3 separate regions of the Mus musculus genome follow, and regions 2 and 3 are each linked to region 1. A link is a loop called in an ENCODE intact Hi-C map of the cell type or tissue named here. Cell type or tissue: heart. All regions are shown on one strand.

Region 1 (5,000 bases):
AATTAAACACCCAAGGTCTTTGTATCTCACATATGTGAAGAGCTAGCAATAGTGGTTGCTCACAAAAAAAAACTCATTAGCAAACAGCAGTTCGGTTATAAGATGTTTGAAAAATATGAAGAAATATTTTACCAAGCAGGTAAAGACACTGGACAGATAAGCACATGAAAAGCCACTCAATGCTACTAGCTACTAGGGAAAGACAAAAGGACATGGCACAATAGATGTTATTACAACTTACCAGGAATGCTGAAATAAAAAAAAAAATAGTGTAGCTACATTGCTGGTGAGGACAACGATAACAGCTACTCTGGGAAACAGTTTGAGAGTTTCTGATGCTAAGCATGTAATTACCATTCCACCCAGATGCTGTACTGTAGGTCATTTGTCCCAAAGAAACGAAAACTCCTGTTTGTACAAAGACATGTTTGTAGCGGCTTTATTCCTAGCAGCCAAACTGAAGAAGCGACTCAGCTATCCTTCAAGCAAACAGCGGTACATCTGTATCATCTAAGATGAGGTAGTAATCTCATAAACGGGATGAAGTATTGATCTGAGCAGCTATCTTAGATGAGTCCCTAGGGAATCAATGCCAAGACAACAAAGCCCTGTGCCAGTCAGGTTCCTCAAGTTTCAGGACATCGGGGACAGAGAGGAGGGATTAGTGTGGTTAGAATAGGTGGGTCAGTGCAAGAGATGCCGTGGATGATGGAGCTGCTCAGTGAGTTGACTAGGATTGTGACTACAGGAGCCTACACAAATGACAGATCCATGTGTGATAATAACACACAAAGAACAGTCCAGATGAGACTCGGGGAGCCCGCAGATGATACTGTACAGTCTGGCCAGCCATGTACATTGGAGACAAATGATAAAGGGTGCATGGGGTTTTTTTGTATTACTTTCTATAGTTGGATTCATCTACAATTATCTCTGCTGACATTCACACTGGTTAACGAGTGATGTGCAATTCTTGATGCTTGACACACATCATTTCATTGATCTTCACCACAGCCTTCTGCAATAAGGTGTCGCTATTTCCATTGCTGAGATGGGGACTAATACATCGCTGGATGAAGTATCTTTGTAACTAGTCCAGTCGAAGGCGATATGGACTGGTGACCATTGGTGATATCTTGATGCTGCATAAAGAACACTGGATGATTTGTGGAAAATCTTAGGTTCTAGTCACCCTTCCACTGGCTCACATTTTAATTTGAAAGTGACTTAAACACCCGGTTGGTTGCTCCATGGGGGGAGAGGAGAAGGAGTGTACTTTTTATGATTCTCTGATTCCAAAGGATCAAGCAATGAAAATATGATTTCATCCCCACCTTGGCAATTAGCATCAATGTTGGTGCTGTTACTTGTTTCTTCCGACTTCCCAGGGGTCTCAGGAGCATCCTCTCTAGCAGCAGGTTGGGTGCTGACTTCACTGGGTTTTGAGCAAGTTTACCCGCAACACTTTTCGTCATGCATAAGGTTGCCCAAAGGCAAAGTCAGTGTCAGATAATAGCAACAAAGCAGTCCTTCACTGAATAATTTCCAAATACCAATGACTGAGACAGTCTGTGTCACTTAATCAAGACAAAACGTAGTGAAATGAATTGTCAGTGGTGCGTGTGTGTGTGTGTGTGTGTGTGTGTGTGTGTGTGTGTGCATGACATGCCAACCCAGGGCCTCAGTCAGAGCTCTACTGCTGAGCTGGAGATATCCCAGAGGGTCACTACATTTGTGGCTTAGAAGACTGAAATGTCTGGTCTGTAGGTTAAATCAGGCTAGTAGTCTTCCATTGCTTTGAGAAACACAGAGAAAACCCACTCAGATTCTTTGGGCCTGTAGATTCACAGGGTTCCATCCACTTTGTTTCTGGGCCATCATGAGACAGCATCATGGCTGGGCATGTGCTAGAGCAAAGCCACTCACCTGGTGACAGGCAGAAGGTGGCCCTCTCTCCAAGCAGGGGTGAAGAGAGACATAGCCTTCAGTGGCCCTCTCCCTAGCAGGGGTGAGGGGAGACATAGCCTTCAGTGGCACTCTCCCCGAGCAGGGGTGAGGGGAGACATAGCCTTCAGTGGCACTCTCCCGAGCAGGGGTGAAGGGAGACATAGTCTTCAGTGGCACTCTCCCCGAGCAGGGGTGAGGGGAGACATAGCCTTCAGTGGCACTCTCCCGAGCAGGGGTGAGGGGAGATGGAGCACTCTCTCTTTATGTAGCCTACTTCCTCCAGGGAGGGCCTATATGCTAATAGCCCTTATCTATGAACTTACCGACAGACTCACCTACTTTCTGTAGATGAGTTTAGAACATTCCTGATCTATTCACCTCACTGGGCCCCACTCTAAGCATTACTGCATTTGGGAGTCAAGCCTTCACTATATGGATCTTTGGAGACTCTTCCTATTTAAAGTCCTTCAGACACACCTGCTGAAGCTATCTACCCCTCCAGAGCCTTTCCACAGGCAGGTTGTGTCCTTATGGTTTTTGATAAATTATAACTTTCATAGTACTTGAGTTGAACGACATAACGTAAAATTAACGTGCTCACTTTCACTTCTGAACGTGGACATTAGAGACGAGAACAAAGCTTTCTAAGTACCTTGAAATTCCAGCAGTGCCCCCATGGTGGCGGTATAACACCACCATGTCAATATGCCTGCAGTCTTCCAGGCTCAGGACCTCACCTACAGGCAAAGGCACAAACTCCAGAACCCAGGGAACCGCAAAATCAGGTTACTCTGAAGGAGACAAAGGGTCTCATGCATCTGGGTTAATAACCTTAGAAACAAAGAAACACAACTCACTTTCCAGACAGAGGAAACAGTTTCTTACAGGGACACAAAGCGTCTACTTGGTGAGAGCGCCCTTTTCATAAGTACTGGACAGCAGCCAGCAGCAAACACAATAGCCCTGTCTACAAATGTTTTTCCCATTTCCTCGGCCCCCTGAAAGCAAGCATTTGAGAATAAATAGTTCAGTTCTCCTTTCCTGGATGGCCCCTATGGCTGTAAACAAAAGGACAACTGGACCATAGAAATGTCACATATTTGTCTTGGCTGTGTATGACCTTATGAGCCCCTGCCTGGGAATTACACTAACAGCCAAAAAACATGATTCAGTCAAGGTTCTCAAAGTGCTTTATGGAGAGTAATGAACATACCTCTGGAACCCTAAACATACCAGGCCATAAGCATTTACTGAGTTATAGCCAAGTCCAATAGTCACTCAGCGCAAGTTGGGTCTTTGTTGTTGTAGTGGTTTGATTCTACACACACACACACACACACACACACACATACACACACACACGTTTTTTATTAGATATTTTCTCATTTACATTTCAAATGCTATCCCAAAAGTCCCCTATACCCTCCCCCCCGCTCTGCTCCCCTACCCATTTAATCTCACTTCTCGGCCCTGGCGTTCCCCTGTACTGGAGCATATAAAGTTTGCAATACCAAGGAACTTCTCTTCCCAATGATGGCTGACTAGGCCATCTTCTGATACATATGTAGCTAGAGACACGAGCTCCGGGGTACTGATTAGTTCATATTGTTGTTCCACCTATAGGGTTGCAGACCCCTTCAGCTCCTTGGGTACTTTCTCTAGCTCCTATATTGGGGGCCCTGTGTTCCATCCAATAGATGACTGTGAGCATCCACTTCTGTATTTTCCAGGCACTGGCATAGCCTCATAGGAGACAGCTATACCAGGGTTCCTTAAGCAAAATCTTGCTGGCATATGCAATAGTGCCTGCATTTGGTGGCTGATTCTTTAGCAATTGGAACCATTTACTGATCAACAGAATTAGCTTCCATAGGTCTTCCTTTTACCCCATGACTCTTGGACATGGCTGGCTAGACTAGAGGCAAATGCTTAACGCAGGAGAGGCACCTCAGAGCCACTGAGGGTCTGGCCTTTGAGAGTCAGCTAGCACACAGGCACGGGATACTACTTCCAGCAATGGGGAGATGTTAGGGAGATAAACTCAGGACTCCTGAGGCTGAGGTCAGGGTTGTCCAACTGTCCTTATATTCTAAAGGGCTGACAAATGTCCTACCCAATAAATCCGAAACTTAGTGTAAACTTACTTCAAGTGAGTGTCTGCTACATGCATGTCCTGACAAAGACATCATCTTTTGGTACAAAGTTCAATGGGTATATATATATATCTATATATAGATATATATATACCTCACAGAATCTTCCTTGCTATCAAAATGAATAGATTCTCTGGAATTCAAACCTACTCTGTGACCCCGTTTTCCCTCTTGTTCCCCCATAAACATGGAAATGATAACACATACGTGATGAAGTCATTCAAGCAGGAAGTGTTGCTCTGGCTGGGTGCCCAGCAGAAGGTGCTCAGTTAACATGAGCCTCAGCCCTGCCTGCATCATTCCTATAAGGAAAAAGAAACAGCCAGGTTAACACACTCCCTGGGGTCTGGAGCAAGCAATGGTGACTATTCTTGAACAAAAGGCATGAGGACCGCGAGGCCGAAGTCCTTTTCTGCGGAGAAAGGGTGTCCTTCATTGTTTGAAGCCAATGCTACATAGGAGAAAGTCCTAGGGGGACCAGAGGCCAGTCGCTAGAGAGTAGGAATGCAAAGCAAATATATCCCTCCTAGACAAGCCTTACTGCTACTGGTCTCTCCGGGGTGGGGAAAATGTCCACCTCATCAACTCAGTATTGTGAAGACATAGAAGCCTGGTGTGTGTGCACACGTTTGCAATGAAGTCAGTGAGGATGGCAAACAGAAAAGCTCTGCTAATGGGAAAGTCAAAGTGGATCCCAGGAGTCAAGTCCCCGCTCCTTTTTACCTGTGGGCATCTTGTGCTTCTCGCTCATGGCCTCTGTGGGCTTCTGTGGAGTCTCCAAAGAGAATCACCATCTCATGGTCACATGACATTGCTCTCTCCCCGTCTCATCATTCAGAGGAGGTGGATGCTGCCATGTTTGTTGCCAGTGTGCTTAGAAGCGACGCAGCATCAGAGTGT
Region 2 (5,000 bases), 220 kb after region 1:
TGAATCGACTTGCAGGCTGACTCTAAGTTATTTTGCTGTCTAAAGGTCTGGGGCTCCTGTCTGCCGACCACTCTCCTCCAGGGGTAGGCTCTAAGGCCTCAGTGGATGCTTGAAGCTGAGGTGGACACCAGACCCAGACAGAGGCACCGTGATGCTGTGGCGGTGCTGCCAGCTGACTGATGGGCACAGAGTGTACACAGCCGGGTGTACAGGAAGCAGGAGTGATTCATACCCCATGCAGGGCAGGGCAGGACACAGATTTCATCATACTGCTCAGAATAAAATGTAGTTTCCAGCACAGGCATCGGTTATGCTCAGAACTTTCCACTGAACAATTTCAGAGCATATTTAAGCAGGGAACTGAAACCACAGATAAGGTTGAGGACCGCTCTGATGTAATAAGGTTTACATTTGGCTAATGGGGTGGGGTGGGAGACAAAGTCCAGTCTGTAGGATCAAGAATGCTTTTATTTCTCTTTACAACTTTATGTTCGACCTGGTGTGATTAGCTTTTCTGCCCTAGGGCTGTTCTGAAAACTTCTGACAGCTCCTTGCCCCCTCTACCCCCACCACATCACTGGATATCCTGATGAGTCCCCAGTGTGCCAGATCAGAGATGGTCCAGGTCAGGGCATCTGGAAATGAAAGTGACCCTTTCAGGAGTTTACGCCAGCCAGCCATGGCTATGACATTCAAAGGATAGTTGACTTATTAACTTGGACCTTAGGTAATCTTTCTTTTTTTTTTAAGATTTATTTATTATTATATGTAAATACACTGTAGCTGTCTTCAGACACACCAGAAGAGGGAGTCAGATCTTGTTACGGATGGTTGTGAGCCACCATGTGGTTGCTGGGATTTGAACTCTGGACCTTCGGAAGACCAATCGGGTACTCTTACCCACTGAGCCATCTCTCCAGCCCTTAGCTAATCTTTCTATTACAGCTTCTCCTAATTGCCCAAACCATCACTCGCCAATGTTGTTCCCTCCCACGATAAATCACGTCCAGATTACCTGCTCAGTAAGGGTTTTCTGTTCTTTTCAACTTCCCCTCCTCATTCTAGGTTGCGGTTACACACCCTGGAACGTATGTGCACGTTAGGAGCCGATGTCCACCTTACCCCTTGAGGACTGTCACGGGTGTTTAGACCATCCAGAGCACCACTCACTGTTATCAAAACATTTTTTTAAAAATCCCATTAACATTAAAAACTTTTATTCATGTGTAGGTATACATATAAAGGTCAAAAGACAATTTGCACTAGTTGACTCCTTCCTTCCACGTGTAGGACTCGGGGAATCAAACTCAGAGTGGCAGCCTTGGTAGCAAGCACCGCTGTCAGCAAGCCATCTCACCATGTTTCCCACCGCGACAGGCTGTTTTTCATTCACAAGTTCTCTGTGTTAACATGTTTCCATTTACCAAGGCCATAGACATTAGCTGCACATGATTGGGAGATAATTGAAATGTGGTTCAGACAACTAATGAATGCATTGTTAGTGGGTTTTTTTTTTTTTTGAAAATTCTTCAGAAAAGACAGCAAATGAGATAATTTATTTGACTACAAGGGAGATCAGAAGCGGTAAGGCCACCATAGGTCTGGGGTAGAGGCTAACGGGGACTGTTTTGGTTGTGAGCAAGGTGGCCTCTTGGGGTGCTTTCTATGATAAGATGGTGGTCAGGTTCAGAGCCAGTGACGCAACTCACTAACTAATTTAAGACTCGGACCTGTGCCTCAGCCTCCGGCCCCCTCACCTCTGCTCCCGCAGCTTCTGTGGGTGCACAAGCTGTGTTACCCAGACCCCTGCCTCCTTTTTCTTCCTTGTCCTTCAGCCCACTCACTCACTCCCTCCTCTGCACTCTCAGGAGGCAGGAGTTTCAAACATGGTGACAAGGCCTGCAGGCAAAAGCATTGTGTTAGCGATTACACTACTCAGAAAGCTTGACTTGAGCTTATGATATTAAAAATCCATCTCAGCCGGGCGTGGTGGCACACGTCTTTAATCCCAGCACTTGGGAGGCAGAGGCAGGCGGATATCTGAGTTCAAGGCCAGCCTGGTCTACAGAGTGAGTTCCAGGACAGCCAGGGCTATACAGAGAAACCCTGTCTCAAAAAACCAAAAACCAAAAACCAAAACAAAAATCCATCTCATTTCTCTTGTATTAGTGAGGGTTTGTTTTTGGTTTTTGGTTTTTAGATAGAGTTTTGCTATGTAGTCCAGGCTGGCATCGAAACCACAATTCTTCTGCCTCCCCAGTGCTGAGATTACAGTCATGTGACACTGTGCCTGGCTTTAGGGACATCTTTTTTAAAAAAGCAAAGCAAAAATGTATGGGTTTCCTGATGACATCATTATGCACACCATGACATCATTATGCACATATGTCCTTACTTTGCTCTTAGTTGACTTACTATCTGCACCCCTTCAGCTTCCTTCTTTCTCCAAAATTGCCGTGTGTGTGTGTGTGTGTGTGTGTGTGTGTGTCCATTTTGTATGTGTGTTTGTGTAAGGGAAAGTGTGAATGTTTACATGAATGAATGTGTCATGTGTGTGGAAGTATGTGTGAGAGTGAACATGTCGTGTGTTTGTGCATGTGTGTGTGTATGTGCTTGCGTGTGTATGTGTGTATAAATCTAGATTCAGCATATGAGAGAAAGCATGTGAAACTCACCATTCTCTTCTCCCCTGGAAAAGGAACTTATATGACCTCAGAGAATGGAAAACTATTTGCCACAAGTAAAACGGCATTTAGTTTCATCTCTTTGTTTCTTTTTATGTGGGTGAGGAGGAGCCTTCTGACCTAGTCAGTGGCAGGTGAGGGCTCTGCCCCTCAGGCATACCTTATCATCATCTTTTAATCCTGGTTTAATACTGCCGTCTGCTGGAGGGTCCGGTGTACAGCAGGCAACTGTTAGTCTCCTGGACTGCATCAGGGTGGCTGAAGATGCAGTCTGGACCACTGTTACTTTAGTACAATAAGTCTCAGCTCTCTAGTCCATTTGCTCTTTAATGAAGTCATACAGAGGCCATAACTTAGCTAAAGAAGAGAAATTAGAAGAGAAGATGAAAAGGTGTGTGTGTGTGCACGTGTGTGTGTGTACGTCAAGGTTGGTGGTAGTTCTGAAGTACTAAGGCAGGACAGATGGGAATTACAGTGGCCTGGATGAGGGAAGAGCCGCTAATCTGATCTGGTTTTTGTTGGTGGTAGTGGTGAGTTGTTTTGTTTTAGTTGTTTCTTAGTTTCGTTTGTTTGTTTGCTTGTTTGCTTGTTTTTCTGCGAAAGGCAGTAAGCTTCAGGTTCCACTGATGAAGCCCAAATTGCTCACAGAGTCAATACAAATTTTCCAAAAGAGATTAAGGACAGCAACTAACATTGTGCTTACTTAGGGCCCAAATGAGGTAATCTTGAGTTTCTACCAATTCCCTTATTCCTGAATCTAAACGGTACCCCTTACATCCACCATTCAACTTGGCTCACAGAGGGAATCCTTACTCTCAAACCTCATTGGAGGCGACATTCTGAACGGTGTTAAAGGGTGGTGGTTTTTAGATTCCTTAGACATAACTTGAATGCCAGCAGAAGTCCATCATAAGGAAACCTGCCTGGCACTTCTACCGGAGAAGCTGAAACCTGTTTGGCCATGTCTCTTTCTTTCCCAAGGCGACCTTTTGTAACGTGTGAAAATGCCCTAGACTAAATCTCCTCCTCTGATTTATATGAGTTCAGCATGAAAGTCTTTCTTTGTAGAGGCCACAGAATCTGAGTGTTACATAAATGGAGACCCCTGAGGCAAAAGGGGACCTTCAAGCTACTGTGCGGGATAGAGTAGGGCTCTGCCTCTGTCCTATAGTAATGACTGAATTACAGCCTAGGCGTCACCATTAAGCTATACTTCTCGGGCTAAATTCACTTTTAAAATGCAGGAAAATGATGGTGGTGGATCTGAGAGGAGTTAGGGGGAGTGAACATGAGATCAAAATACACTGACTGAAATTTCCAAAGAACTAATAAAAATATATTGAAAGGTCTGGAGAGATGGCTCAACAGTTAAGAGCACTTGCTAATAAGTTTGACTCCTAGCAACTACATGGAGGCTCACAACTTCAACTCCAGTTCCAGGGCATCTAAACCCCTCTTCTGGTCTCTGTGGGTACCAGGCATGCATGGTGGTACACAGCCGTACATGCAGGCAAAATACCCATACACCTAAAATATTAACAAATGAATATCTATACATATATACATACATACATGTGTGTATACATACATATATGCAACATATATTACATATACATTATATATAAAATAGTGTGTGTGTATATATATATGTGTATATATATATACATATATATATATATATTCCAGATATATATATATATTCCAGATATATATATATATATATTCCAGATATATATTCCAGACTGGGAGATGACTCAATTAGTAAAGCACTTGCCTGGCAAGCTCAGGTACCTGAGTTCAAATCTCCAGAAGCTACATCAAGAGCAAGGTTAGATGATGCTCACCTGTAATCCCATCAAAGGTAGGATGGAACCTGGAGACAGACACATCCCTGAAAGCTCACCGGTCAGCTAGCTTGAACTACATGTCAAAGTTGTAAGACAATGAGAGACATTGTCTCAAACAAACAAAAAAAATTCTAAGGTACCTGAGGACTGCCATCTGAGGCTGCCCCGTGACTATCACATGTATCTAGTACCTGTGTTACAATAAAGAAGGGGAATGGAATCCTTGTTTGGATAGAAACGGGCTGTTGTCTCCTCCCTTAAGAGTTAATCCAGCTGTGCCATCAGTCACATGACCAAGGGACTACCCCTCAAGAAGGTGGGTTCACATTTAAGCCATGCTAAGAAGATGGGGGAATAATTACGACAATGTACATTTGCTTCCTTCCCAGAGTCTCCACTTTGGTGCAGTTGTTTTAGAACCTCCATGGGCTTCTGTTGGGTCTCTCTCTGGTCTCTGGTCCCTAACACT
Region 3 (5,000 bases), 200 kb after region 1:
GGAGGGATGTTCTTTACTGGCTAGCATGCTCTTTTATAGAACCAAGACTACCAGCCCAGAGATGACACCACCCACAAGGGGACCTCCCCCCTTGATCACTAATTTAGAAAATGCCTTGCAACTGGATCTCATGGAGGCATTTCCCAATTGAAGCTCCTTTCTCTGTGGTAACTCCAGCCTGTGTCAAGTTGACACAAAACTAGCCAGTACAGATGGATAAGTTGGTAGATGGGTGGATGGATGGATGGATGGATGGATGGATGGATAATTGGATGGATGGGTGGGTGGATTGATGGATGGATGGATAGATGATGGATAGATAGATAGGTGGATGGATAAGTAGATGAGTGGATGGATAGATAAGTAGATAAATGGATGGATGGGTGGATAGATAAGTAGATGATGGATAGGTGGGTAGGTAGATGTGTGGATAGATGGGTGGGTGGTGGATAGATAGATGGATGAGTGGGTAGGTGGATGAATGCATGGATGAGTGGATAGATGGATAGATGGAGGGATAGATAAGTAGATGGATGGATGGGTGGGTGGGTGGATGGATGGATAGATGGTGGGAGGGAGGCAAGGACAGATGGATGAGTAGAATTGTAAATAAATGTACTTTGCCTACATATTTTCTCCAGCCTCTTGTGAAGGAAGATTCCGGCAGCTTCCAGTATGAGCTCTTGCAGTTGCCCTTTGCCTCCATGTCTACTCTCTCCCTTGCCCCCTGCCCACTTCCTTTCCTTCTCTTTCTTGTCCTGCTGAGCCACTGGCTTTTTCACTGGCCAGAACTCCTGCCTCCCAGAGCAAGTCCGAACTCTTGCCCAACTTCTCTGGCCCCTGACGTGGCAGGTGGCCATGACTCTGGTTTCTGGCTTCAGGTGCAGATTGTCATTGGAGCTGTTGCCTGAAAGCAGCTGTTCTCCACAGTACAGCTGAACTCAGATCATCTCTTCAGAGTAGGTTTTAATTTAGAAAAAGAGAGAGAGAGAGGGAGAGAGAGAGAGAGAGAGAGAGAGAGAGAGAGAGAGAGAGAGAGAGAGAGAGGAGGAGGAACATCCTTTCACTTGTTCTCAACCTCCCTGGTGCCGCAACCCTTAAATACAGTTCCTCATGTTGTGGTGACCCCTAACCATAAGATTATTTTTGTTGATGCTTCATAACTGTTAAGTTTGCTACTGTTTTGAATCATAATGTAAATATTTGTGGTTTTCCCATGGTCTTAGGCAACCCCTGTGGAAGGGTCATTCAATCCCAAAGGGGTCACAACTAACAGGTTGAGAACAGCTGGTATAAAACAACATGGGACAGAAAAAAAAAAAAAAAAGAGTTCACCAGAATGGAACTGGAGAACTAACATTTTGCTTAGGTGGCTGCCTTCCATCAGTGTGAGTGTCCCTCCACCCTAGGCTACCTCGTGGATGATTGGTAGCCCCGCTGCTGTCTGCTCCCTTCCCTACCCATTGTCCAAAGAACACTGAACCATGGCTTCAGCGGCCTTCTTCACAGAAGTTGGTTAGTGCAGATCAGGCACCTCAGTGAGAGGTTATTAGCATCTCACTACCCTGGAAGCCTGGGTCCTAGACATCAGGTGACAAAAAGCCGGTCCTGGCTGAGGACTGTGCTTCCTGCCCATGGGTCTCACTCGGGGCACTCCGCATAGGAAGCACTGGACTGGCTGGAAAATGAGGCTTGTGTTCCTGCAATCAGCCACATCGCCCATGCAGAGCTTTCTGATTAACCTGGGCTTTTGCATACAAGGTGGAATCCCTGCCTTGTATGTGGGTCTGATCAATGGGAAGGGCACATGACTTGCTTTAAAATTAGCCTCATATTTCATTGTGTAACAGTTCTGGGTTTCACTAAATAGAATGACTGGGCTTTTATAAGGGCGCATATAATGTATTTCTATTTAGTGTATCTGATTGGTTCATCTTAGAGAAAATCCTTTAGATTCGCTGAGATGCCGTGTTTCCGCCTACAAAATGATGCTGTGGGTTTTGTAGGAAAAAGAAAGATTAACAAAACTTACCATCTTATCTAGGGCACAGAGGGAGAGGGAAGGAGAGGGAGGGAGAGGGAGGGAGAGGGAGGGAGGGAGAATCTGAGCTTGTCAATGAAGAGAACAATCTCTTCTGCCCAAAAGGACAGAGTGAAACTAGAAAGGAAAGAAATGATTACACTCTAAATCATGCTGTCAGCCAGGGTTAACATTCTGGGAGGTTCCAAAGCTCAGAGAACATTTCACATCTTAAGAAAAAAGGCTGGGTTTTTTTTCCCCCTATTTCCCCTGTGCCAGTGAGACATCCTCACGCAAATTCAAAATCAGCAAAAACCAGTTACCAGCCAAAGCCACCTTCCCGTTGTCCTTCACAAAGTCAGCTTGTTCCCCCAGATTTCTGATTCACCTTGGCTGCATCTGAAGATAAGCCCATATGACCTAGAGGCCAAGGAGAAGCAAAGAAGTTTATGTGCCTGCAGAAAATACATTTCTACAGTCAGGAGAATGTGGTGGCTTGAATAGGGATGACCCCTATAGACCGGTGTGTTTGAATGCTTGGCTATGGAGGGTGACACCATGAGGTGTGGCCTGTTGAAGGAGGTGTGTCACTGTGGAGGCTGGCTTTGAGGTCACATGTGTTCAAGCTATGCCCAGTGTGAGTTGGAGTCCAGCCTGGGATATGGGAAACTCCATCTCAAATCAAAAAGCAAAACCACTTTATAGCAAGAAAACCATTTTCCTGTGGTCCACAGAACTAAATAGGTGATTGATTATCATTTATGCTTCATATCTCATGTGACCGAGGGCCAGAGAAGAGGGGTTTAAAAGACTAGATCTTGGACTGGCTAGGGTGACTCAGTGGATCAGGGTGCTTGTCACCAGCTCAGACAACCTGATTTTGAACCCTAGGCCCCCATGGTGGAGGAATAGGACTTACTCCTGTGGGTTGTGCTCTGACTTCTGCATGTGTGCTGTGACATGCACACACCAGCACATGCACACACACATAAGTAACAAAAGCTTAAGAAAAGCTGGACCACTCTAGAGGGACATGTGTGCAGTACCTGCGGGGGCCAGAAGAGGGCATTAGACCCTTTGGAACTACAGTTATGGACGGTTGCAAGCTGCCCCGAAGATGCTGGGGAACTTGAATCTGGGTCCCTGCAAGAGCAGCCAGTGCTCTTAACCACTGAGCTATCTTTGTAGCCCAAGATATTATTTGGTAATAGTTTGTCTTAATGACACCATATCATATGCAAACTGATAGATAGATAGATAGATAGATAGATAGATAGATAGATGATAGATAGATAGATAGATAGATAGATAGATAGATAGATAGATAGTGTATTCATTTCTGGGTTTGAGATAGTCTAATAAACATCATATAGTCCAGTTATTTCTTTAGCTTACTGGTTTTTGTTTATTGTGACCACAAACGCAGTATGAGCATGGCTCTTCGAATTCCCTCCGTCTGCACCCTAAATTTGTCAGCCACCGAGGCCACCGAGTTTCACCTCTCTTACCTACCAGAGTGACTTTCCTCCCTTCAGAACCCAAGACCTTCATATCCTAACCATGCTTTGCATCAGAGTTCTAATTTTGCCAATCAGGAAGTTCATTAGCCTCACTGGGCTTGTTCAAGCTGCCTGTGTTCATATTCATATGTAAACTTGTATCATCTGACTTATAATAAGCCGTGTGTCTGGCAGGCGGCTTGTCCCCACAAACCCTGAAGGTGTCACTGCACAAGGTGCCAGGCTGTGTGAGGCTGACATTCCCTCTGCGCTCCCAGGATGAGCCAGCGCCGCAGTCTACTGAGTCAGGCGCACAGGCTGGAGACGGTCCGCTTGCTTCCCTGTCTCTCCGCTGTCCTCTTTCCATTCTTTGCAACTCAAGGGTTAGGAGGACAGGCAGTTAAGGCAGTTAACCTAGATGAAGCACAACAACCATGTAAGCGAATAGGTCCCAAACTGTTTAAACCACAAACAAGCTTATCACCTGCCCAAGTGACCCTGCCTTTGGAAATCTGTGCTGGTGGAACAGATAGCAGCCACCCACAGCGCAAGCCTCAACACACTGTCCTGGAATACTCCCGACCTTGAGCTGCCCTGGATACCCAAGAGAGCAAACCAACGCTATATTCCTAATGGCGCCTTGCCAATCCCCCAGCAAAGGCCTTGGAACTGAGCCTTAGCTACTGCCACCTCCGCACTTCACCAGGCTCGTGGGCTCCACCTTCTGGCCAGTGTTCCCCTGGCCTGGCCTGGCCTGTTCGTTGACGGTACAGGAGACTCTTAAGGGCAGCAATTTTGCTGAATTCCTCTGCTAGCCCGGGACAGTTTGGAATGGCACAGCCTGGACACAAGATGCTTCCCAGGGCTAGGTGGGTGGTGTCCAGAGACGCCGAGAACCCTCTAGGTAAACAGCATATCCACCCAAGGACGCTGGTCAGCCAAGACGGTGAAGTCCTGGAAGCATGCTCACTTGGGACCTTCCCCTAGCATCTGGTTCTTGCCTCTTGTATCGATCCTCAAATGGTCAATAAAATCACGGTCCCAAATCTATTCTTTTGATTGTTTGCTTGTTTTTGTTTGGTTGTTTGTTTGGGTTTTTTTTGTTGTTGTTGTTTGTTTTTTTGTTTTGTTTTGTTTTGTTTTTTGTTGTGTTTTTGTTTGTTTGTTTGTTTGTTTTTTGAGACAGGGTTTCTCTGTATAGCTCTGGCTGTCCTGGAACTCACTCTGTAGACCAGATCTATTCTTCCTTGGATGTAGATGTCGTGTTCCTTTTTCCTCAACTTAAACTCCAGATTCTCTGTGTGGCCACATCTCTGTGTGGAGCTTTTTGTATGCTCTGCCCCAGCCCTTCATGAAAATCAAGCAGATGAGGCTGGAAAGTTTCAATGGTCAAGTTCTTGAAGAAGTTCTGGGTTCACACATGCATAATAATAATAATAATAATAATAATAATAATAATAATAATAAACATGAATCTTTCT

What was found. Peaks named below come from ENCODE experiments on the same cell type or tissue, not always from the same donor. Only the 100,000 strongest peaks of a DNase experiment are listed, where the experiment ranks them.
Region 2: it touches region 1 in a loop (4-fold over the local background); 36 of 42 quality-filtered maps call a loop at or near these places.
Region 3: it touches region 1 in a loop (5-fold over the local background); 34 of 42 quality-filtered maps call a loop at or near these places.

What each region holds. Positions count from the first base shown.
Region 1 is chr9:77,804,328-77,809,327 of GRCm38, forward strand. It overlaps Gm34654 (a long non-coding RNA gene), which reads right to left. Exons shown (of 5, transcript XR_379642.4): 2 at 4,824-4,973; 3 at 4,308-4,402; 4 at 2,600-2,778. Among named protein-coding and RNA genes, the nearest start is that of Gm34654, 45 kb to the right of the region's middle. In heart, a CTCF peak has its summit at 2,638; DNase peaks (open chromatin) are centred at 2,884 and 4,354; H3K4me3 peaks cover 556 bases; H3K27ac peaks cover 541 bases; H3K27me3 peaks cover 513 bases.
Region 2 is chr9:78,022,138-78,027,137 of GRCm38, forward strand. No RefSeq gene overlaps it. Among named protein-coding and RNA genes, the nearest start is that of Gm23609, 11 kb to the left of the region's middle. In heart, a CTCF peak has its summit at 2,899 (motif pointing left); a DNase peak (open chromatin) is centred at 194; H3K27ac peaks cover 429 bases.
Region 3 is chr9:78,002,610-78,007,609 of GRCm38, forward strand. It overlaps a transcript of Gm34829 not described here. Among named protein-coding and RNA genes, the nearest start is that of Gm39375, 7.7 kb to the right of the region's middle. In heart, a CTCF peak has its summit at 3,074 (motif pointing right); DNase peaks (open chromatin) are centred at 842 and 4,202; H3K27ac peaks cover 874 bases.